3 separate regions of the Homo sapiens genome follow, and all the other regions are linked to region 2. A link is a loop called in an ENCODE intact Hi-C map of the cell type or tissue named here. Cell type or tissue: K562. All regions are shown on one strand. Links, peaks and the distances in the headings refer to the core of each region. The heading gives the core; the rest is flanking DNA.

Evidence for each region. Peaks named below come from ENCODE experiments on the same cell type or tissue, not always from the same donor. Only the 100,000 strongest peaks of a DNase experiment are listed, where the experiment ranks them.
Region 1: a loop joins it to region 2, with 5 times the contacts of the local background. A loop is called at or near these places in 40 of 110 quality-filtered maps.
Region 3: a loop joins it to region 2, with 16 times the contacts of the local background. A loop is called at or near these places in 96 of 110 quality-filtered maps.

Annotation. Positions count from the first base shown.
Region 1 is chr2:230,607,835-230,615,229 of GRCh38, reverse strand. No RefSeq gene overlaps it. Among named protein-coding and RNA genes, the nearest start is that of LINC01907, 89 kb to the left of the region's middle. RefSeq lists enhancers at 1-44, 3,862-3,921. In K562, for the core only: a CTCF peak has its summit at 3,673 (motif pointing right); a DNase peak (open chromatin) is centred at 3,709.
Region 2 is chr2:230,156,662-230,164,056 of GRCh38, reverse strand. No RefSeq gene overlaps it. Among named protein-coding and RNA genes, the nearest start is that of SP110, 60 kb to the left of the region's middle. RefSeq lists a silencer at 3,662-3,731. In K562, for the core only: a CTCF peak has its summit at 3,709 (motif pointing right); a DNase peak (open chromatin) is centred at 3,706.
Region 3 is chr2:230,004,272-230,011,666 of GRCh38, reverse strand. FBXO36 (F-box protein 36) reads right to left here. Exons shown (of 4, transcript NM_174899.5): 4 at 1-971. The coding sequence ends at 783. Among named protein-coding and RNA genes, the nearest start is that of SLC16A14, 61 kb to the left of the region's middle. RefSeq lists a silencer at 4,689-4,878. In K562, for the core only: a CTCF peak has its summit at 3,308 (motif pointing left); a DNase peak (open chromatin) is centred at 3,286.

The sequences.
Region 1 (7,395 bases), core at 879-5,878, 450 kb before region 2:
CTCAAAACTTGACTAGACTCCAGATGTACCTTCTTCTTTGGGAACTTGAAAGAAATGCAAATTCTTTGGCCTCGAACCAGATGTACTGAATCTGAGACTTAGGGGGCGGGGCCCCACAATCTGTGTTTTGAGAAGCCCTCCAGGTGAGTGAGCTGTGCGCTCAAGTTTGAGAAGCACAGGGTGTAGTCACTCACACAGCTCCTCTTGCCCACTCACCCTCCCAGGCAACGTCAGCCACCCCCGAGGCTTCAGTGGCTTCCAGATCTGATCTGCAGCCCAGGCTGCCTTTCTTTTTTTTTTTTTTTTTTTGAGACGGAGTCTCACTCTGTCGCCCAGGCTGGAGTGCAATGGCACGATCTCGGCTCACTGCAACCTCCGCCTCCTGGGTTCAAGCAATTCTCCTGCCTCAGCCTCCAGAGTCGCTGGGATTACAGGCCTGTGCCACCACACCCGGCTAATTTTGTATTTTTAATAGAAACTGGGTTTCTTCATGTTGGTCAGGCTGGTCTCAAACTCCTGACCTCAGGTGATCTGCCCGCCTCGTCCTCCCAAAGTGCTGGGATTACAGGCGTGAGCCACCGCGCCCGACCCGGGCTGGCTTTCTGAGCTGTAGACTTATTATAAACACCTGTCCAATGACACTGCTACTTGGATATGTCACAAGGACCTCAAATTCAGCATCTTAGTAAGTATTTATGTTTCAACTTAAGTGGTGTTTTCTCATTGGACTAGGTTTGTCTGACTTGCCATCTCTGCTATTACCCTGTATTAAAATTCCTTATGTAAACTATGCGTTCCACCACACCAGGAGCTCCGTGAAGGCAGGGATGGGATCGGTTTAGGTATGGCTCACTTAGGATCACAGCTAATATTAACTGTGTGAATGAATGAAAGCTCCTGTATTCTCTCTACCAGAGGTAGACAAATTGTGGTCCATATGCCAAATCCAGCCCATGGCCTGTTTTGTAAATAAAGTTTTATTGGAACACGGCCGTGCCCATTTATTCATATGTGGTCTAAGGCTGCTTTTGCGCTACAGTGGCAGAGTTGAGTAGTTGCTACAGAAACTTTACGACCTGCAAAGTCTAAAATATTTACTATCTGGTCCTGTATAGAAAAAGTTTGCTCCAAGGGCCTCCCTGATATGTCTCCAGGAAGGCCAGGCCCAGGTACTCTTCTGTGTTGTGATTACACTGAACTCTCTAGAATGCCAGCCTGGCTTGCCAGGACTTCAAGCTGCCTCCTAGCTAGCAGAAATGCACCTGAGCAAAACCCAGTTTTATAGGGGAAAAACTACTGAGGGGCTCAGAACTTATAAAGGAGCTTTGGCATTTACATAAACCCCATTTCCAGAGAGGAGAAGGCTGGAGACTAATGGCCCAGTTCCTTAACACATCAAGTCCACACACTTTAATGTATACATTTTCAAGAAGAATTAACAGATTACTGAGATTACCAGATGCGGTGGTGCATGCCTGTAATCCCAGCACTTTGGGAGGCCTAGGCGGGTGGATCACCTGAGGTTAGGAGTTTGAGACCAGCCTGGCCAACATGGTGAAACCCCGTCTCTACTAAAAATACAAAAATTAGCCGGGTGTGGTGGTGGGCACCTGTAATCCCAGCTACTCGAGAGGCTGAGGCAGGAGAATTGCTTGAACCCCGGAGACGGAGGTTGCAGTGAGCCGAGATTGCGCCACTGCACTCCAGCCTGGGTGACAAAGTGAGACTCCATCTCAAAATAAAATAAAATAAAATAAAATAAAATAAAATAAAATAAAATAAAATAAAATAAAATAAAATAATATCAAATAAAATAAAAGAGATGACTGAGTATTCCTTCAATGCAGTGGTTGCTATGTAATTTTGATTAACTTTATTAGCCAGGGTATTTTACAACTCTAAGAGGTAGAGGTTAACTTGCAGAAAAGGAATAATAATATGAAGATTCTTATTTGAAGGTTTTGTAAATGATTCTAGCCCATAACAATGAAAATGCATTTTGCATTGGAGAGATATAATTTTTTACTGTCTTGTAGAAAAGATGATTTATATAGTTTGTTGTGTAGTAGTATATTAACCAGCTTTGCATATATTAGCAAATTTGTTTCAGCATTCCTTTGACTGGACTGACAATGTAAATCTCAATTCTTCAAGTTCTCCTTTGAACCAGTTTTAACCTATTTCTGGTTCCCTTGTTTAATGAATGATTTGAATCAAACCATTGACATGTTCATTTTATATTTGTATGTTTCTAAAGTTTTTGAAAATTATAAATATAACCTAGTGATCCTTTCATGATTTGCTGTGGGCAGCTGAGCAGGAAGGGCCTCATGGCAGGCAGGGAGGGAAGATGACGCTGTGTGACACTCAGCAGCGGTGGGAAGGTGAAGCACTGCGGTCCGAAGTCAACATTCTTCAAAAAGGCCACGTGAAAAGAGTACTGATCATGAACATTTGAAAGCGGTCACAGTCTTCATCTAGTAAACATTTAGGATTTATGAACGATTCTGTGTTGGTGCTGGGAAGAAACGTTAAGATTTCTTTGTCGCTTGGGATTTTTAACTTTCAGGATTTGTGACATGAAGTTCTCTTGTTTATGGCGGCTGCTTCTTTTTCCACAAAACGGGGATACAGGGCAACTCCAGGTGCTGTTGTACTTGCTGCGAACGCTTAGTTGCCCCGGCAGACACTATGGCTAGATATTTCCTAGGGCTGGAGCTGTGAGGCCATCTTAGCCATGGCTATCAGTCTGAGAAGATACATCTTGTTCTGTATATGGGACCCCCACAAGTGTTTGAGGTGTTTGGTTCTATGTCTGCCAGAGAGAGCTCCCATTGGTGAGGGGGCCCTTTCAAAGCCATCTCTGCCTGGGATCCATTTCCACATCCATCACCTCCGGAGCAACGGTCAGATGGCAGGCATTAATCCACACTGTGGGGATGAATCACCTCCCCAAGACGGCATCCACTTACAACAACCCACTTCTCATCTCCCCTCATAAAGACAACTGTCTGCCGTGGTTAAACTCACTCCATAACCTAGTATTTTCTTCTCTGTTCAGGCCACCTCTGAGCCTGCACTGGAAGGATGCCCTCACAATGTGAGAATCTACAGGGCAGGCCAGGGAAGCTGACAGGCTCTGTGCTCCAGTGGAGGCCGTACAGTTGGGTATCTAGGTGCCACCTTACTTCTCTGCAACTTCAATGTCCCCTGCATCACTGCTGTGTGCCCTTAGAAGTCTGAGTTGCTCTGGAGGCTACACTTCAGAGCATTCTAGCCTAGAGGGAAATCCAGGGTGGGCAGAAATACATTGTTTGTGGAGACCCCTAGGTCCCCAGGGACCTAGGAGGATGGAAAGGTCATAAAGGGGATGGAAGAGCATCAAAGACACAGTATCCACCTAGCAATTTGAATTAAGGGTTCTCTGCGTAGGCCATAAACCCATTTGTGGGCACGTGAACTGCCACATATCAAAACCATCTCATGCACCTATTCTTTATGTTATTCCACCGTCATTTAGAAGTAAATAATGGCACTCTGACCTTGATTTTGTGATCTTCGTTTAGAAGGTTGAGAAGAATTCTATTTTTCCAGGATGGACAACAGGATGACTGACAAGAAGAAACGTTACAGGATGCTTTGAAAGGAGACTGTGCAATAGCAACATTATGCCACCAGAGGGCAGTGTAGACTTTCTGGAGAATCTGGAGAGGGGAATCAGGTTGGGGCGAGTATGGAAATTTTAGGGGAGAGAACCCGTGGTCAGACGCAAATTTCAAGTAGAGTTTTACTTGCTAAAATCAGAATAAAAAACCAACCTTCGCAGGAGAGCCCTGCCTTTCATTCTGTTCTGTGTGCTCCTACGGATCAGAACTGAGACCTGCGAAGTCAGGAGCAGGTTTCAGGAGGATTCCTGACATCAGGTTGCCGACTGGGAAGGTCTAGGGAGGGTGTCCAGGGCAGCAGAGGGTGGAGGGAGAACCTTGAAGGGTGTGTGTGGAGAAGAATTTCCCTCTACACTCTAAGGAGTTGGTAGCTGAGTCTATGAAATAAACTATCAGGCCCTGCACGGTGGCTCATGCCTGTAATCCCAGCACTTTGGGAGGCTGAGGTGGAAGGATGGCTTGAGCCTAGCTGTTTGAGACCGGCTTGGGTAACATCGTGAGACCCTGTCTCTACAAAAACCAAAAAAATTAGTGGGCTGGTGGTACATGCCTATAGTCCCAGCTACCTGGGAGGCTGAGGTGGGAGGATTACTTGAGCCCAGGATTTCCAGGCTGTCGTAAGCTATGATGGCACCACTGCACTCCAGCCTTGGCAACAAAGCAAGACCCTGTCTCTAAAAAAAATTTAAAAAATAGGTTGGAGGCAGTGACTCATACCTATAATCCCAGCACTTTGGGAGGCTGAGGTGGGAGGATCGCTTGAGTCCAGGAGTTTGAGACCAGCCTGGGCAACATAGTAAGATCACTTCTTTAACAAAAAAATAAATAGCCGGGCGGGGTGGTGGCGTGCTGTAGTCCCAGGTACTCAGGAACCTGAGGCGGGAGGATCATCTGATCCTGGGATGTTGAGGCTTCAGTGAGCTGCGATTGTGCCACTGCACTCCAGCCTGGGTAACAGAGCAAGACCTTGTCTCAAAAACAAAAACAAACAAACAAACAAACAAGCAAACACCTGCCAGGCTCATACCTGCAATCCTAACATCTAATACTTTTGGAAGGCTGAGGTTGGAAGATCACTTAAGGCTGGGAATTTGAGACCAGCCTGGGCAACAAAGTGAAACCCCATTTACACACACACACACACAGCAGGTGAATTACATGAGCAAAGGCACACAAATTTATTATGTGCACTGGGGCATCACAGGAAAGAAAAGGGAACACTTTCAAACCAGTGAGACTGAGGAGCTTGAATACCCTCCTCATGGTGGAGAGGGGTGGGGAGGTGCAGGCAACTTAGAGGAGAATTAATGGTTTTGGGGAGAGATGAATTGGACCTCAGAAGCAGAGATAATGGTTTGTGACAAAGTTTGTCCAGCTCTGGGGTATTCTTGTCTCCTCTCCTGGGATAGAAGTTAATCCTCCTTAGTCCCTATTTATTTATTTTTTATTCTTTAAGTTCTGGGATACATGTGCAGAACATGCAGGTTTGTTACATAGGTATACACGTGCCATGGTGGTTTGCTGCACCCATCAACCCGTCATCAACATTAGGTATTTCTCCTGATGCTCTCCCTCCCCCAGCCCCCACACCTCAACAGGCCCTGGTGTGTGATATTCCCCTCCCTGTGTCCATGTGCTCTCATTGTACATCTCCCACTTATGAGTGAGAACATGTGGTGTTTGGTTTTCTGTTCCTGAGTTAGTTTGTTGAGAATGATGGTTTCCAGCTTCATTCATGTCCCTGCAAAGAACATGAACTTATCCTTTTTTATGACTGCATGGTATTTCATGGTATATATGTGCCACACTTTCTTTATCTGGTCTATCGTTAATGGGCGTTTGGATTGGTTCCAAGTCTTTGCTATTGTGAACAGTGTTGCAATAAACATACATGTGCATGTGTCTTTATAGTAGAATGATTTATAATTCTTTGGGTATGTACCCAGTAATGGTATGACCCAGTAATGGCTGAGTCAAATGGTATTTCTGGTTCTGGATCCTTGAGGAATTGCCACACTGTCTTCCACAATGGTTAAACTAATTTACAGTCCCACCAACAGTGTAAAAGTGTTCATATTTCTCCACATCCTCTCCAGCATCTGTTGTTTCCTGACTTTTTAATGATCGCCATTCTAACTGGCGTGAGATGGTATCTCATCGTGGTTTTCATTTGCATTTTTCTGATGACCAGTGGTGATGAGCATTTTTTCGTATGTTTGTTGGCTGCATAAATGTCTTCTTTTGAGAAGTGTCTGTTCATACTCTTTGCCCACTTTTTGATGGGGTTGTTTTTTTCTTGTTAATTTATGTTCTTTGTAGATTCTGGATATGAGCCCTTTGTCAGGTGGATAGATTGCAAAATTTTTCTCCCATTCTCTAGGTTGCCTGTACACTCTGATGATAGTTTCTTTTGCTGTGCAGAAGCTCTTTAGTTTAATTAGATCCCATTTGTCAAATCTGGTTTTTGTTTCCATTGCTTTCGGTGTTTTAGTCATGAAGTCTTTGCCCATGCCTATGTCCTGAATGGTATTGCTATGTTTTCTTCCAGGGTTTTTATGGTTTTAGGTCTTACATTTAAGTCTTTAATCCGTGTTGAGTTAATTTTTTTTAAGGTGTAAGGAATGGGTCCAGTTTCAGTTTTCTGCATATGGCTAGCTAGTTTTCCCAACACCATTTATTAAATAGAGAATCCTTTCCCCATTGCTTGCTTTTGTCAGGTTTTTCAAAGATCAGATGGTTGTAGATGTGTGGCGTTATTTCTGAGGCCTCTGTTCTGTTCCACTGATCTATATATCTGTTTTGGTACCAGTACCATGCTGTTTTGGTTACCATAGGCTTGTAGTATTGTTTAAAGTCAGGTAGTGTGATGCCTTCAGCTTTGTTCTTTTTGCTTAGGATTATCTTGGCTATACGGGCTCTTTTATGGTTCCACATGAGATTTAAAGTAGTTTTTTCTAATTCTGTGAAGAAAGTCAATGGTAGCTGGATGGGGATAGCATTGAATCTATAAATTACTTTGGGCAGTATGGCCATTTTCATGATATTGATTCTTCCTACCCATGAGCATGGAATGTTCTTCCATTTGTTTGTGTCTTCTTTTATTTCATTGAGAAGTGGTTTGTAATTCTCCTTGAAAAGGTCCTTCACATCCCTTGTAAGTTGGATTCCTAGGTATTTTATTCTTTTTGTAGCAATCGTGAATGGGAGTTCACTCATAATTTGGCTCTCTGTTTGTCTATTATTGGTGTGTAGGAATGCTTGTGATTTTTGCACATTGATTTTGTATCCTGAGACTTTGCTGAAGTTGCTTATCAGCTTAAGGAGATTTTGGGCTGAGATGATGGGGTTTTCTAAATATACAATCATGTCATTTGCAGAGACAATTTGACTTCCTCTCTTCTTATTTGAATACCCTTTCTTTCTTTCTTTTTTTTTTTGAGACGGAGTTTCACTCTTGTTCCCCAGGCTGGAGTGCAATGGCGCGATCTCGGCTCACTGCAACCTCTGCCTCCTGGGTTCAAGTGATTCCCCTGCCTCAGCCTCCCGAGTAGCTGGGATTCCAGGCATGCACCACCATGCCTGGCTAATTTTGTATTTTTTTTAGTACAGACAGGGTTTCTCCATGTTGGTCAGGCTGGTCTCAAACTCCCGACCTCAGGTGATCCGCCTGCCTCGGCCTCCCAAAGTGCTGGGATTACAGGCATGAGCCACCGCGCCTGGCTGAGTACCC
Region 2 (7,395 bases), core at 916-5,915:
ATATCCATTCATGACCTAACCCTGTCTTCCGTTCTCGCATTGGTAAGCTGATCCAGGTCTGTCTGTCTATCATCTAATCATGGCTCTGGGTTTCTCTGTATCTTGGGCAGGGGGTGGGGGGTACCCTAAAGAGTCATTTATTTCTTTCAAGTTGAGACTTTCAAACACTAGCAGTTTGATTGCCATGACAGCCAAGACCCCTATTCCCGGAACACTCTCTTCCCTTGCTCCTGTTTGTTGCTGTACTGCTCCCCTGGTTTTCAAGTGATTTCTGCCTGCGAGAGCAGGGTTTGGGTTATTCTGCTTAGCCCAGCTGGTCCTCACCTTCCCCCAGACTCTCTGAGCTGTAGGTGCAGGATTTGCCCTCCTGGTCGTTTCCCACTGCTCAGGCCTCATCCACGTTCAGCACGTACCTCCTTAGATGTTAAAAACTCTTAATGAACCCACCATCAGTGATGCCCCTGCAGACAATGCCAATTGCCTCTCTCCAGGGACCCATTCCAGTCCTGCACCCAGGCCATAATAACATAGGCGTTAAAAAGAAATTATTTAGGCAGATAGTGAGGGTAAGGAAGTCCTCGCTGAGGTTTTCCTTTTAATGAAAAGCAGCCCCCAAGTCATTTCTTTTCTAACAAAAAGCAGCCTGTAAAATTGAGCTGCAGACATAGATAAGCAAGCTGGAAGCTTGCACGGGTGAATGCCGGCAGCTGTGCCAATGGGAAAGGGCTATCTGGGAGCCAGGCATGTCCAACACGGTGGCTCCATCTTCCCTTTTCCTTGCCAACCACATGTACAGTAAGGAGCAGACAACATGGTGCTGACCAAGTAGAAAACCCATTTGCATAATAATAAGATTAGGGTGGGGTGGCCAACTTCCTCCTGTGCTATGTAAATGTCACATGTGGTCCAACCAATCTGTGGGCCCTATGTAAATCAGACACTGCCTCCTCAAGCCAGTCTATAAAATCCGGTGCATTTTGGCGTGGGCTGGAAGACCCACTTGGGCACTCCTCTCTCTCTGCAGGAGAGTTATTCTTTTTTCTCTTTCTTTTGCCTATTAAACCTCCACTCTTTCTTTTTTTTTTTTTTTTCTGAGACAGAGTCTCGCTCTGTCGCCCAGGCTGGAGTGCAGTGGTGCAATCTTGGCTCACTACAAGCTCTGCCTCCCGGGTTCACGCCATTCTCCTGCCTCAGCCTCCCAAGTAGCTGGGACTACAGGCGCCCACCACCACGCCCGGCTAATTTTTTGTATTTTTGGTAGAGACGGGGTTTCACCATATTAGCCAGGATGGTCTCTATCTCCTGACCTGGTGATCCACCTGCCTCATCCTCCCAAAGTGCTAGCATTACAGGCGTGAGCCACCGCGCCCGGCCAAACGTCCACTCTTAATCTCACTCCAGGTGTGTCCATGTTCTTGATTTCCTTGGCATGAGACCACAAACCTCAAGTATTACCCCAGGTGAACAACACTGCTTCAATTTCTCCCATCTGATCCAGCTGGGTTCCACTCTTTCCTGAACCCTTTCCTCCCCAACTGGCCAGGGAGCCTGCATCAGCTCAGGACTACCTTCAGGTTATGATGTGGGAGGTTTTACATGACTCCAAAAGGTTGCAAAAATGGAACAACAAAAAAAGCTTTCTTATCAGGAATGACTGGAGGAATTACATGTAAAAATACATTCCCCCCTCTAGCTGATAGCAGAAATTCCACCTTGGAAGATTCATTCTTAGAAACTGGGGAGACATTGTCTCCTGGTGAAGTGCAGCCTCCCTCAGGAGAGGTAGACTTCATTGGCATCAACATCTGGAGTGGGTACATTTCTCAGATGCTTTCCAAGCTCTGGTAGAGCCAGGCCTTCAGAGCAAGCTCACATTCTGCAAGTAGTTATGGGAGTCGGTGGGCGGGGTCAGTCCTGGCAGGTGCCTTGGACTCTTTGCTTTCCTGCCCTGAGCCCTGAGGACCCTGACTGCTTCTCTTTCGTCCCAAAGCTGCTCCAATGGAACTCCTCCCCTCTTGAAATTAGGTGTGGGGACTATGGGATTCACAACTCTCCTGTCATTCTATCTCTTCTGTAATTGTGACTTAGAAAAAATGCACAGACCGTATTCATTTTAGCAGTCATTCCCCTATGAAGTGACATGTGAAATAATGAAATCAAGAAGGCACTGTCTTGCTCTCTTCACCTCTGGTCTCAACTGGGCCATTTGAATCTCCAGAACCATCTAGAACAAGGAAGACCACCTGGCGAAGTCCCTCCCAGCACAGGACTCCAGGCAACCTGGCACCAGTCATCCCCATTGGACAAGACCAGAGCTCAGATGCATTGGCAGAGGGGACACTTTTCCCCTTTAGCAGCTACTGGCGTCTGATCATTTACAGAGAGGTTGGGTAGAACCCTGAGGAACCCATGATAGCCACTTTCCAGAAGACAGCCCGGGGCCTCAAGCAAAAACTCAATGGTGAGGACAGTCACCCAGACCTGGACACAAGGCCCAAGTATGAGCAGAAAGGGGTGGTTACACGTCCAGGATGTCAGCTGATACTGAAGCATCTGACACACTGTTCTGAAACAGAGTCTGTTGGATGTGGAGTTAAGGTTTTGACTCACTAAATGCTCTGCCCTAGGGGATAAAGTGGAAATGTCCTTATTTCGCAAGGGCAACAGCGAGGTTTCCAGCCTTCAGGCCCAGCAGTGGTTCTCCAGCTTCCACAACCCAGACCTTAAGCACTGTGGTTGCAGCATTCAGACCCCGGGCCACAACTGTGCCCAGCTATCAAGGCCGGGATTGAGGGGAGCTGACTCAGCTGCCCCCATGACTTGGTTCAGAATTGACTCACGGGCCTATGAAAGTGCTCTGGGGGTACCTGTCAAAGCTTGGTCTTGGCCAGTGAAAGATAAGCATTCAAGTTAATGGGCATATGTTAGTACTCACCAGCAGGAAAAAACTAGAGGCTTCAGTGCATCCTAGGATCCTGGGGGAAGAATTGTCATGTCCTCCTAAGAAGGCAGAATTGGTCCAAACAAGGGACAGTGAGGAGGGCAGGGTAAACAAGCCACTCCTTGCCACCTACAAGTGCCAATTTGCCCTAAATTTTCCCAGACAGAGCCCACAGGTCAGATTTTGATGTTTCTGTATCTGGACCATGACCCAGTTTGTATTCATAGCCAATCCCTAATCTCATCATCATCTCAGTTTCCAGTTCCTCAAAGAAGTTTACCCTTGAACCCCTAGGCCTGGTTCTGGCTCTGTGGAGGGCTCAGGCAGAGCAGAATGCATACAGAGGCTTTCCCATTCTCCCAGGATGGGCACAGGACCTAGCCCTGAGAGCAGCAGGCACCCTGGACTTCTACAAAAGTGTGCCATAGGCCAGGCACGGTGGCTCAAGCCTGTAATCTCAGCACTTTGGGAGGAGGCGGGTGGATCACTTGAGGCTAGGAGTTCAAGACCAGCCTGGCCAAGATGGTGAAACTCTACTAAGAATACAGAAATTAGCCCAGTGTGGTGGTGTACACCTGTAATCCCAGCTACTTGGGAGGCTGAGGCAAGGGAATCGCTTGAGCCTGTGGCGGGGTGGCGGAGGTTGCAGTGAGCCGAGATTGCACCACTGCACTCCTGCCTGGGCGACAGGAGACTCTGTCCACCCTCTCCCTACCCCACAAAAAAAAAAAAAAAAAAAAAAGTGTAGCATGCTGTTCAACCACCAGAGGGCACTGTGGGCCCCTCCAGAGACGGAAAGGAATTGAGCTATTAAAGCTCCTGCAAGGACAAGGAACTAGCAGAAAGAAGTAGTGAAGGCTTTGAAGGGGAGGAAGATGCTCTCAGTGGCTCCTATTTCATGCAGATGGAGGAAAACCAACCAAGAGCATGCGCCAGGTCCTCTCCAGATGAGACTGGCAAAGACGAAGCAGCAGGCAGTCACGTTTAGGCACATGCTTGCGAGGATTTCCTTACTGTGACAAAAGGTCCCTTCTGTTGTTTGTCACAAGTGCAAAACCTCACAGCTAGCATAATGAAACAACTGAGATGCACTCAGTAACGTGGGCTGGAAAAGGATCCCCAGTTTTTCGTTTCATAGATTGGAATCTGGTAGGAGGCCCGCCTGGGGATGGCCGGCAGCAGGCAGAGACCTGGATTCTAGATCCTCCCATTTGCAAGAATGTCCCAGGTGACCTCCTCTCGGGGATGCTAGAGGATGAGGACAGGGTGAAGAAGCCAGCCTACTGGGGGAAGGGGGGTCTTTGGGACCAATCAAGAGTGCTTAGAGAGGGGTCCTCTGAGATATCTGGACACTGACCGCTTCCCAATGAATTGCCTATGGCCCGCTGCTTCAGAATCACAGGGAGCTTGCCTAAAATGCAGATTCTGGGATGTTGGCTCTGGGTGGGAATCTCTAGGATTCAGGCCCAGGAATCTGTGTTTTTAACCAGTTGAACAAGTTTTCTAGGTGATTTTTGTTTGTTTGTTTTGTTTTGTTTTGCCACAATTAGGTTTGAGATCCACTGCCCTACGACTGGTCCTTTATCTGACTTAAACATTTGACAAAGGAGCAAATCTAACTAAGGTATCTGTGGTGTGGGCAGCAGTAGAGCCTGCAACTTAATCACAAGAGCTGTCCTTGTCCTGTGAGGTGACAACCGAGAGTTTATTGTTTGGTTGATTGCTTGGTTTGTTTAATTGTAATGTTTTGTAGTTTAATTGTTTATTTATTAACAGCTTTCAGAAACAGTAATAAGAATAGAATGTGAAGCCAACTGCAGAAGAAAAAACTAAACTGAGAAGGGAACTAAATAAAAAAGCAGCTGGGCAGATGAGATTTGGGGGTGCAGGGAGCAAGCATGTGGATGGAGGGAGGAGATTAATATTGAGCCATGGTCATGAGAACTTCAGAGAGAGATGGATGAGTGGAGGTGGCCCACACGGTATTCTCTTTTAGTGTTAAAGTCTCACCAATGCACCACGACGTAGCAGTCTCTCGTTGTGACGTATTACCTGGAGTTCTTTGTCTCATGACCCAGAGAATTAAGGAGTGTGGACACAAAAGGTGAGATTGGAGCAAAAGTTTTCTAAGCAAAAGAAGAAAGCTTTCTGCCATGGAGAGGGGGCCCAGAAGAGGGTTGCTGTCTTTACAGTTGAATGCAAAGGCTTTTATAAGAAACTGATGAGGGCTGGGCATCTCATTTGCATAAGACACAAATTTCTGTTAGCTCCACCCCATCCTCCAAGTGTGCATGTGGGCCCTTAGCTTAGTGACTCCATATTGCTTTGTTCCCCTTACTGTACATGTGTTACGGGACAGAACTTTCCACTGCAGGCGTGTCTGGGTGAGTCACCTGTGTAGCTTTTCTTATCTATGTGGCTGTGGGCGTGTCTTAGGCAAGCCCCTCTGTGCAAGTTGGCTGTTCTTTTGTTTGAAAGAATTTAACTGAGGGCCCACCCTAACTGCCTGCCTGACTGGCTTCTTCCTTTCTCCTCTCTCGGTAGGTCATGGATTGGCTCCTGCTTTGACACCGCCTTGAGGGACTTAAGATGTTGGCATGATTTTTGAAGCTTTTTATTGGATATTGGGTTGATATTATATTTGAACATGAAGTCACCCTGAGGTGTGCTGTCAGGTGGCCCCATTGTATTTGGATACAGGCAGCTGTGAAATGCAGGGGAGCAGTTAAGAATATTAACAGGTCCCCAGTTGAAATGCTTTAATGGCAGTGGTACATGGCCTGTTCCTACCCCACCCAACACACGTCACAACCCCAACCCCTACCCCCAAAGCCTATTCTCAATATGGCAGCCAGACTTAGCCTGTTAAGATGAGTCCAATCCTACCTACTCCACCTTCAGGGTGAGAGCACCCCCTCTGAGGCCTGTATGAGGGGCTTCTCCCCTCCCTCGTAGGTCTGCTGCACCCACTGGCCTCCCTGGAACCCAGGCCACTCCTGCCTCAAGGCCTTTACACCAGCAATCCCCTGGGTCTGGAGCTTCCTCCCCCTGGAAGTCCCCACAGTTCACCCTCACATCTTTAATGTTTTTGCTCAAATGTCCCTGGGGGAGCCTGCTCCAACCACCCCTAATGCTGCAACCTCCCACACCTGGCTCTCCTGCTCCCTCTCACGTGTGTCCTTTCTTCCCCCAAAATATCCCATTTATCATGTTCTAACACGCAACATGATTTGTTTATTGTGTTTGGTGTCTGTCTCTTGTCACTATCATGTAAGCTCCACAGGGACAAAATTTTTTATCTCTTTTGTTTGTTGGTATATCCCTACCGTCAAACTCATCAGCGCTTAATACAGATTTGTAGAATGAATGGATGAATGAATGAATGCCTCTAGGCTCCCAGTCAGTCTGAGCAGGCTGGTTTGCAGGTCCGGAGCTTCTCCGAGCAGCATCTCCCGACTCCTGGTCCCCATTGGGTCACTGGAATCTCACTCCCCATGCACCAGGCCACGTCTTGATGTTTGATGGGCTGGGCTCCCGCTCTGGTTCTGCCCCAGGACTCCCTTCTGCATCCTGCCCCGTGGTGTCCTTGCCTATGCCCCTCTCATCGGTGCCACTGCCCTCCCGAATGCAGCCTGGGCGTCTCTGCTGTGAGCTCCCGTCACTGGGCTCTGCCCTCTGTGGACACACTGTGCCACTTCCCCTTCTATGTCACTGACCTGGACCCAGTCTGAAGGTTGCCCTCCTGTTAAAGAAACCCAGGACCTGACAGTAGGTAAAGTAGGAAAAGCACATTTTATTCAGGAAGTATTGCAAAGGGGGAAAGAGGCCTCAGTGCATATAGAACGGACTCAGTGGTTAATTCAACCAGAACGAGTGGGGATTTATAGCCATGGAGCAGGCTGGCAGTCGGGATGGAGGAAATTACTAAGAGAAAGCAGCAGGGGGAAGGAAAGCTTCTGGTTAAACAGGCTTAGGATTCTTGCTGAAGGCAGGCCAGGGTGGTCAGATGCGAAGGATGGGGGCCTCTCTCCACACTGACTTAGGAGGGACTTGCTAAAACTGGCTGATGCAGGCCCAACGATGACAGGCACAGAAGCCCAGGGTTGAGGCCCCGTTGAAAGAGAGCTTCGAGGAGCCTGACTTAAGTGCGGCCTCAGAGCGAGTCTTTGTCCTGGGAAGCGGGACCTTTTGCTGGCAAGCCAAGCGCCTGCCCTAGCTTGACCAGGGTGCGGAGCCCGCCCTCCCCTGCTGCTGTGCCTTGAGAATCAGGCAGATCCAGAACAGGACCAGGCCAGAAAATCCTGCGGCTGTGGGACGTGGGCAGGATGAGGCCTTGCTGTGAATGTCCCTGAGAAAAATGTGCCTCCCTCCCTTTCTAAAAAGGTTTCCTGCCGTGAAAATGACACCCAGGAAAATAGAACAGGAGAAGACCAGTCTCGGGAACCACACCTCCG
Region 3 (7,395 bases), core at 1,182-6,181, 150 kb after region 2:
GACCAGCCTGGCCTACATGGCGAAACTCCACCTCTACTAAAAAGAAAATACAAAAAAAAAAAAAAAAAGAAAAGAAAAGAAATGTTTATAGGTTTATTTAACAATGTGAAGTAGTCCTGGGAAGTTGTACTTTGAGCAAGGTCCGCAAGCAGGATGCCTGCACTTCTCCAGTCATGCTCCAGCACCAGGTCGGAAGCTGTCTACATGCGGGGATGGACCCTGGCATCCTGGGCTCACAAGGATAGGGCCCTGAATATGGACTTAGCAGAACAAAGTTGGGAAGGCAGCTGCACCCACCCTGAGTGCCTCCCGTGGTACGTGCCCTTCACAGTTCCTGGTGGGGACACTCAGCCACCAGCTTCATGGCTGGACGCAGACGACACAATGCCAGGAAAAAATTCAAAAGCCCCATTACCCTTTCTAATGCCTAGATAAAATAGATGTCTAATAAAAACCTGCTAATAATCATTTATTGTTTGTTTATATACAATAGAAACCTCTTTTATAATGGGTGTGGGATAAGGATGATGATGGCCTATGGGGCTCCCTGTCTTACAGCCCTTGTCCTCGGGCCATGATTTGACCTCAGAATGACGGTGACTCTAGCAAGGCACTGGGGAGCCAGACTCTGCTGCATTTGTGTGCAAATCCCCTACGAGTTTCAAATGGCTCCACGCATCAACAAAACCTCTTAGTTCTTAAGAAAAGGAGACAGAAGAGATTTGGACACTGAAGAGAAACACAGCCATGCCTGAGCTCCCTGCTGGTAGGAAAATGTGTGCCTAAGGTTGCTTTTCTCTCAGGTTTCCATATTTTTGTTTCCTCTTGCGGAGCTGCCGCTGGAGCTGGAGCTTGTTGGTGAAGAACAGCTGTCTCCAGCCTGTGTCCTCCGCCAGGGCCCTCACGTCAGGAGTGATGGTGTCGCAGGTCGACTGGACTATCTGTTCCCACAGTTTATCAGACATGCACAGCTGTGGGTGGGAAAAGTCAGAGGTGGGTTACAGCACACATGTGTTAACTCATTATCAAACTCTTGCTGCCTGTGGGACACTGGAGAAACACTACCTGTGCCAGACACAGGTCCTGCCTTGAGAAACCTCCTCTTTGAGGAAAACAGCCAGACACAAATATGTAAGTGCACATATATCTAAAGGACATACCCTTCTGCACACACTTAAACTTCCCAGTGACGGCAGTAGAAAGAACATCCTCCTACCAACACCAGGCAACACAACACTCCCTCGTGCAAGGGAAAATGTGTTATTCTCCACCTTCACCCCCACCCCACTGCGGCCAAGTCCCATCAGTCACTGTCAACATCTGGATGAAGTTTGTTGCCTCTAGTTAATTCCAATTCATCTCTATTTATCTATGTATGTATTTATTTATTTTTATTTTTATTTTTGAGATGGAGTTTTGCTCTTGTTGCCCAGGCTGGAGTGCAATGGCGCAATCTCGGCTTACTGCAATCTCTGCCTCCTGGGTTCAAGTGATTCTCCTGCCTCAGCCTCCCAAGTAGCTGGGATTACAGGCATGCGCCACCACACTGAGCTAATTTTGTATTTTTAGTAGAGACAGGGTTTCTCCATGTTGGTCAGGCTGGTCTTGAGCTCCCGACCTCAGGTGATCTGCCCACCTTGGCCTCCCAAAGTGCTGGGATTACAGGCGTGAGCCACTGTGCCCAGCCTTATCTATTTTTTTATCTATCTATTTATTTTTTTTAGACAGAGTCTCACTCTGTTGCCCAGGCTGGAGTGCAGGGGTGCGATCTCGGCTCACTGCAACCTCCGCCTACTGGGTTCAAGTGATTCTGCTGCTTCAGCCTTCCAAGTAGCTAGTACTACAGGTGCACACCACCATGCCTGGCTAATTTTTGTATTTTTTTTTATAGAGACAGGTTTTCGCCACGTTGATCAGGCTGGTCTCGAAGTCCTGACCTTGTAATCTGCCTGCCTCAGCCTCCCAGAGTGCTGGGATTACAGGCGTGAGCCACCGTGCCCGGCCGGAAGTTGTATTTATAACTTTCTCCCTCTACCATCACCCCATCTTCTGTCTGTCTTTAGCCAGCACTTCAGCTCATCAAGATGCTACCCCTGGTGATGTGATCCAAACCTTCTCCAATTCCTGCAAGGTGTGAGCACTTCTTGGTCTTGAAAGTAGAAGATGTTCTATTCTTCTATTAACTTTTGCCACTGCACACCATAAAAAAAGAATGAAACCATGTCCTTGCAGCAGTGTGGATGCTGCTGAAGGCTGTTATCCTAAGCAAAGTAACACAGAAATGGGAAACCAAATAGCGCACATTCTTACTTGTAAGTGGGAGCTAAATCTTGGGTTCACACAAACATAGGCATGATTGCTGTCCCCTCATAATGGAGCACCAGGGCAGCCTCCCTGGCCCATACCCAGCTTCCCCCTGCCCATCCTACCTCCTATCCCAAACAGCACCAGCCCTGGCCAGCCCTGTTGTGCTGTGCCCCCCTGTGTCCTGACTTCCTCCTGGGGAGGAAGAAATGTGTAAGTGTGACCTCTACCTCCTGACACCACTACGTTCACTTCTGAACAGAAAGCAGTCACCACTCCTTCCTTCCATACTTCATGATCTTCTAAAAGTACTCCAATAAGGGAAGAGAATGAATTACAAATAGAAATGAATAGTACAATAAGGCATAATTGCTTAAGATCCTTTCTGCGCAAACATCAACACAACAGCTATTATAGTCACATAATGGTTATTGCTAAACAGCAACACTGAATCATATGATATCTACAGACCTTAAAGCATTTTGATGTTAGAAGGGTCACTCATTATCTTATCTCTCCTTCAACAGTCCTTCAAGGTTTAGTTCCTCTACTCAGATTACAACCTATTCTAAATATAAACAAAGGAAAACTTTAAAAATGTCTTAATATGAAAAACAGATCATTTGACCTTCCTTTAAAAGATCTGAACTCCAGCACCAATGTGGATTACTATCCCATTACTAGCACAGTACATTTCAGGATATCAATGTGTCTTGTAATAGAGATTATGGGTGGAAACTACAAGATTTGGGGGGAAAGGAAATAATTCTCAAAAGAGCTAAAATTTCCACTAGTATAACTTCATTTATGACTCATCAAATTTTATACTGAAAATATTTACAGTTTTGTTTTATATTATAAGTTCGTGTACAAAATACCCCCATCTATGACTCCCAAACCCTGACGATCTTTTGCTTAGTAGTTGCCAGGTTGCAAAACGAAAGGTTCTATAGTTTTGGCTACTCAGATCCAAAGCCCAGCTAACCATGGATTTAGCGCCCCCCGGTGGTGGTGCATGAATTTTGCATACATAAATTGTCAAGTTGAAGAGAATCTTAGGGCTTATCTATTTAAAACCTCTCCCTTTGCAAATAGGAAAACCAGGGCTGAGAGAAGAGAAGGGAGAAGGATGCTGTTCCAGGTTCATGCTGGGGAGTGGCTGAGCGAAGAACAGAACAGAACCCAGCTCTCCAGCCTCCTGCTTATTTAAACACACCACACTGCCTGCGCAGTGATGCTAGGAGATCTCCTCCCGCAAGCTTCCAGCCTTCTAGAGTCCCCTGAGACATTTGATCTGTACAACCTTAATATCGATTGGTCAAATTCTTGGGCCAGGATGAGCACAGTGGCTCATGCCTGTAATCCCAGCACTCTGCGAGGCCGAGGTGGGTAGATCACTTGAGGTCAGGAGTTTGAGACCAGCCAGACCGACATGGTGAAACCCTGTCTCTACTAAAAATACAAAAATTAGCCAGGGGTGGTGGCAGGCTCCTGTAATCCCAGAACTTTGGGAGGCCGAAGGGTGGATTATTTGACATCAGGAATTCGAGAACAGCCTGGCCAACATGGTGAAACTCTGTCTCTACTAAAATACAAAAATTAGCCAGGTATGGTGGCATGCGCCTGTAGTCCCAGCTACTTGGGAGGCTGAGGGAGAATCGCTTGAACCTGGGAGGTAGATTGCAGTAAGCCAAGATTGCTTCACTGCACTCCAGCCTGGGCAACAGAGCGAGACTCTGTAACAAAAAAAAAAAGAAAATTGTTGGACCAAACCCTTAGAATCAGGTTGCTGTAAACACAAGAAAACACATTAAGAGCACAAGTGCTGGTTCCACCTCAGATCTACCAAGCCAGATGCTCAGGGGATGGGCCTGGCATCTGTGTTTCCACCTGTGCCCCAGGGGCTTCACCTGCTTGGCCAGACATGGGAATTATGATCATAGAGGGTTTGTAGACATGAGGAAAAAATCTCTCTCTCCACAGCCAACAAAGGACAGAGGAGTGGTTTTCTTCCTAAGTGGTTCTCCCGGTGATTCCTGAGTCACAATCAGGATGAATGTGTTTATATGCCTGTCATGACCATCTCTTTCCCGGCCTGGGCCTCAGCCTTCTCATCTAGCTGCACTGGTGGTTTCTCCAGACTTATCTACTGCATTTTGGAGGAAATGGATAGCATCAAGGCCTGGTGCTATCAGGGGCAAGCCACTAGGCACCCCAGGCAGGTGCCCAAATGGCAGCACACCTTGGTGAACTTGTCTCAGTCCGAGACTGGCCCCACCCTGACAGGTGTGGAGCTCTACTTTCCAGTATGCTGGTTGCTCATCCACAGCTCCAGGCTGCAGGCTCCAGGCCTTGGTCAACATAGAATCAGAGCAAAGGCAGAAAGCTGGATGATCCTGATTGCTGGTGGCATTAAGTATAACTGGATACTTCCATCCTCAACTGTGGAATAGCACCATGGACTCCCTGGGCTGGGGTGCCTTTCACAGAGTCCCTACACAGTCTGGCTCTTGGGAATGTGTCTTTATGCTTCTAAGGCAGAAGCGATACTACGGCGTCAGGTCTGGCCGTGGGAGCCTTTCTGTCTCGTAGAGGTGACCCTGCACACCGCACTCTTAACAGGCTCCATGAAAACAACACCTTGACCATGTGCCTGCAGATCTGCCTGCTACTCCCCAGCCCCTCCCACTTCATTCCCAGCCATATTCTTCCTTTGCTCTGCTCAAGAATGTAAGCTCCTTAAAGGCAGGGACACGTGCATCTTTTCACCTTCAAGTCCCCAGAACCTACCACTGTGTCCGGCCCACAGCAGGGGCTCAGTAATTACATACTGACTGCACAGAGCCCTGAAGTGTATCCATATATCACTCGGTCCAGCAGTCGGGTGCCTGAGGGAAACTCCCTGGCCATATGACCTCGGGCACATCAGTTAGACTTGCTGAGTTTTAGCTTCCTTATGAATAGGATGGCAGGGCGCAGTGGCTCACGCCTGTAATCCCAGCACTTTGGGAGGCCAAGGCAGGCAGATCACCTGATGTAAGAAGTTAGAGACCAGCCTGACCAACATGGCGAAACCCCGCCTCTACTAAAAATACGAAAATTAGCTGGGCATGGTGGCATGCGCCTATAGTCTCAGCTACTTGGGAGGCTGAGGCAGGAGAATTGCTTGAACCCAGGAGGCAGAGGTTACAGTGAGCCAAGATTGTGCCAGCCTAGGCAACAGAGCAAGAGTCTGCCTCAAAAAAAAAAAAAAAAAACTAAAATAAAATAAAATAGAATGAGGATAATAATAGTATCTACATCTAAAGATTTCTATGAGAACTAAATAAAAAATGTAATTAGAAAACTTAGTGGAATGCTAGACATACAGTAGGTGCTCAATAAATGTTCTTATGGGCTGGGCGTGGTGGCTCACATCTGTAATCTCAGTACTTTGGGAGGCCGAGGTAGGCAGATCACTTGAGGTCAGGAGTTTAAGATCAGCCTGGCCAAAATGGTGAAACCCCATCTCTACTAAAAATACAAAAATTAGCCAGGTATGGAGGAGGACACCTGTAATCCCAGCTACTCAGGAGGCTGAGGCAGGAGAATCACTGGAATCTGGGAGGCGGAGGCTGCAATGAACGAAGATTGTGCCACTGCACTCCGACCTGAGTAACAGAGTGAGACTCCATCTCAAATAAATGAATGAATGAATAAATGAATGAATGAATGAATGTTATAGTCTGTGACCCAAGGTACATACTTATTTCCTTTTTTCCATATGCATGGAGGCGCATATTATAGTCCCAGTATACTACCTATATCATGCATATTTCAATATATTTCTTTGAGTATTTTAAATAGTTACACTTAGCAATTTTTTCTACAGATAAACATGCAATGCAAATTGTATATAAAGTATGGAGCATCATTTATAAATACAGAGGGTAAACAAAAAATCTGGTTAAATAAATTATCTTCACTGTGTGTGGTGGCTCACACCTGTAATCCCAACACTTTGGAAGGCCGAGGCAGGAGGACTGCTTGAGCCCAAGATTCGAGACCAGCTAAGGCAAGATAGCAAGACCCAGTCTCTACAAAAAACACAAAAATTAGCCGGGTGTCGTGGTGTGCACCTGTAGTCCCAGACATTTGAGAGGCTGAGGTGGGAGGATTGCTTGAGCCCAGGAGGTGAAGGCTGCAGTGAGCTGTGTTTATGCCACCACACTCCTGCCTGGGTGACACAGCAAGATGACCCTGTCTCAGGAAAATAAATAAATAAATAAATAAATAATCTGTCCATGCGCTGATATCCTATGGCAATTTTTTTAAATGGAGGAAGATTGATAGGTACTGATGTTTTATTTTATTTTTGAGATGGAGTTCCACTCTTATTGCCAAGACTGGAGTGCAATGGGTCAATCTCGGCTCACTGCAAACTCTGCCTTCTGGGTTCAAGCGATTCTCCTGCCTCAGCCTCCCAAGTAGCTGGGATTACAGGTGTGTGCCACCATGCCCAGCTAATTTTGTATTTTTAGTAGAGACGAGGTTTCACCATGTTGGTCAGACTGTTCTCAAACTCCTCACCTCAAGTGATCCACCTGCCTCGGCCTCCCAAAGTGCTGGGATTACAGGTGTGAGCCACCATGCGTGGCCAGTACTGATATTTTAAAAGTGTCTAAAATATGTTGTGAAGTAGAAAAAAAAACAGATGGAGAACAATATATAATATGTTACTACATGCTTTTTAGAAGGGTGTGTGTACCGGTATATGTACTTGCACATCCCACACACATATGGTTCTACATGTGTAGAATATCTCCGGAAGGACATGCAAAACACAGTTAATATGGTTGCCACTAGAGATGAGAATCAGAGGAATGAGGGTCAGGACTGGGAGGGGCAATAACTTTTTAGTTTATATACAAGGATACATAATTTTTAAACATTTCCAATCTGACCATTGCAATGGATGTCAACTTTCTTTTTCAAAAATATAAACAAAATTGATATGGAAGCATTCAACCACCGTTTTCTGGGAGGTAACTCTGGGCTAGACACTCTGTTAAGGTGGGTATATGAAGTTAGGTGACACAATCCTTGCCCTTG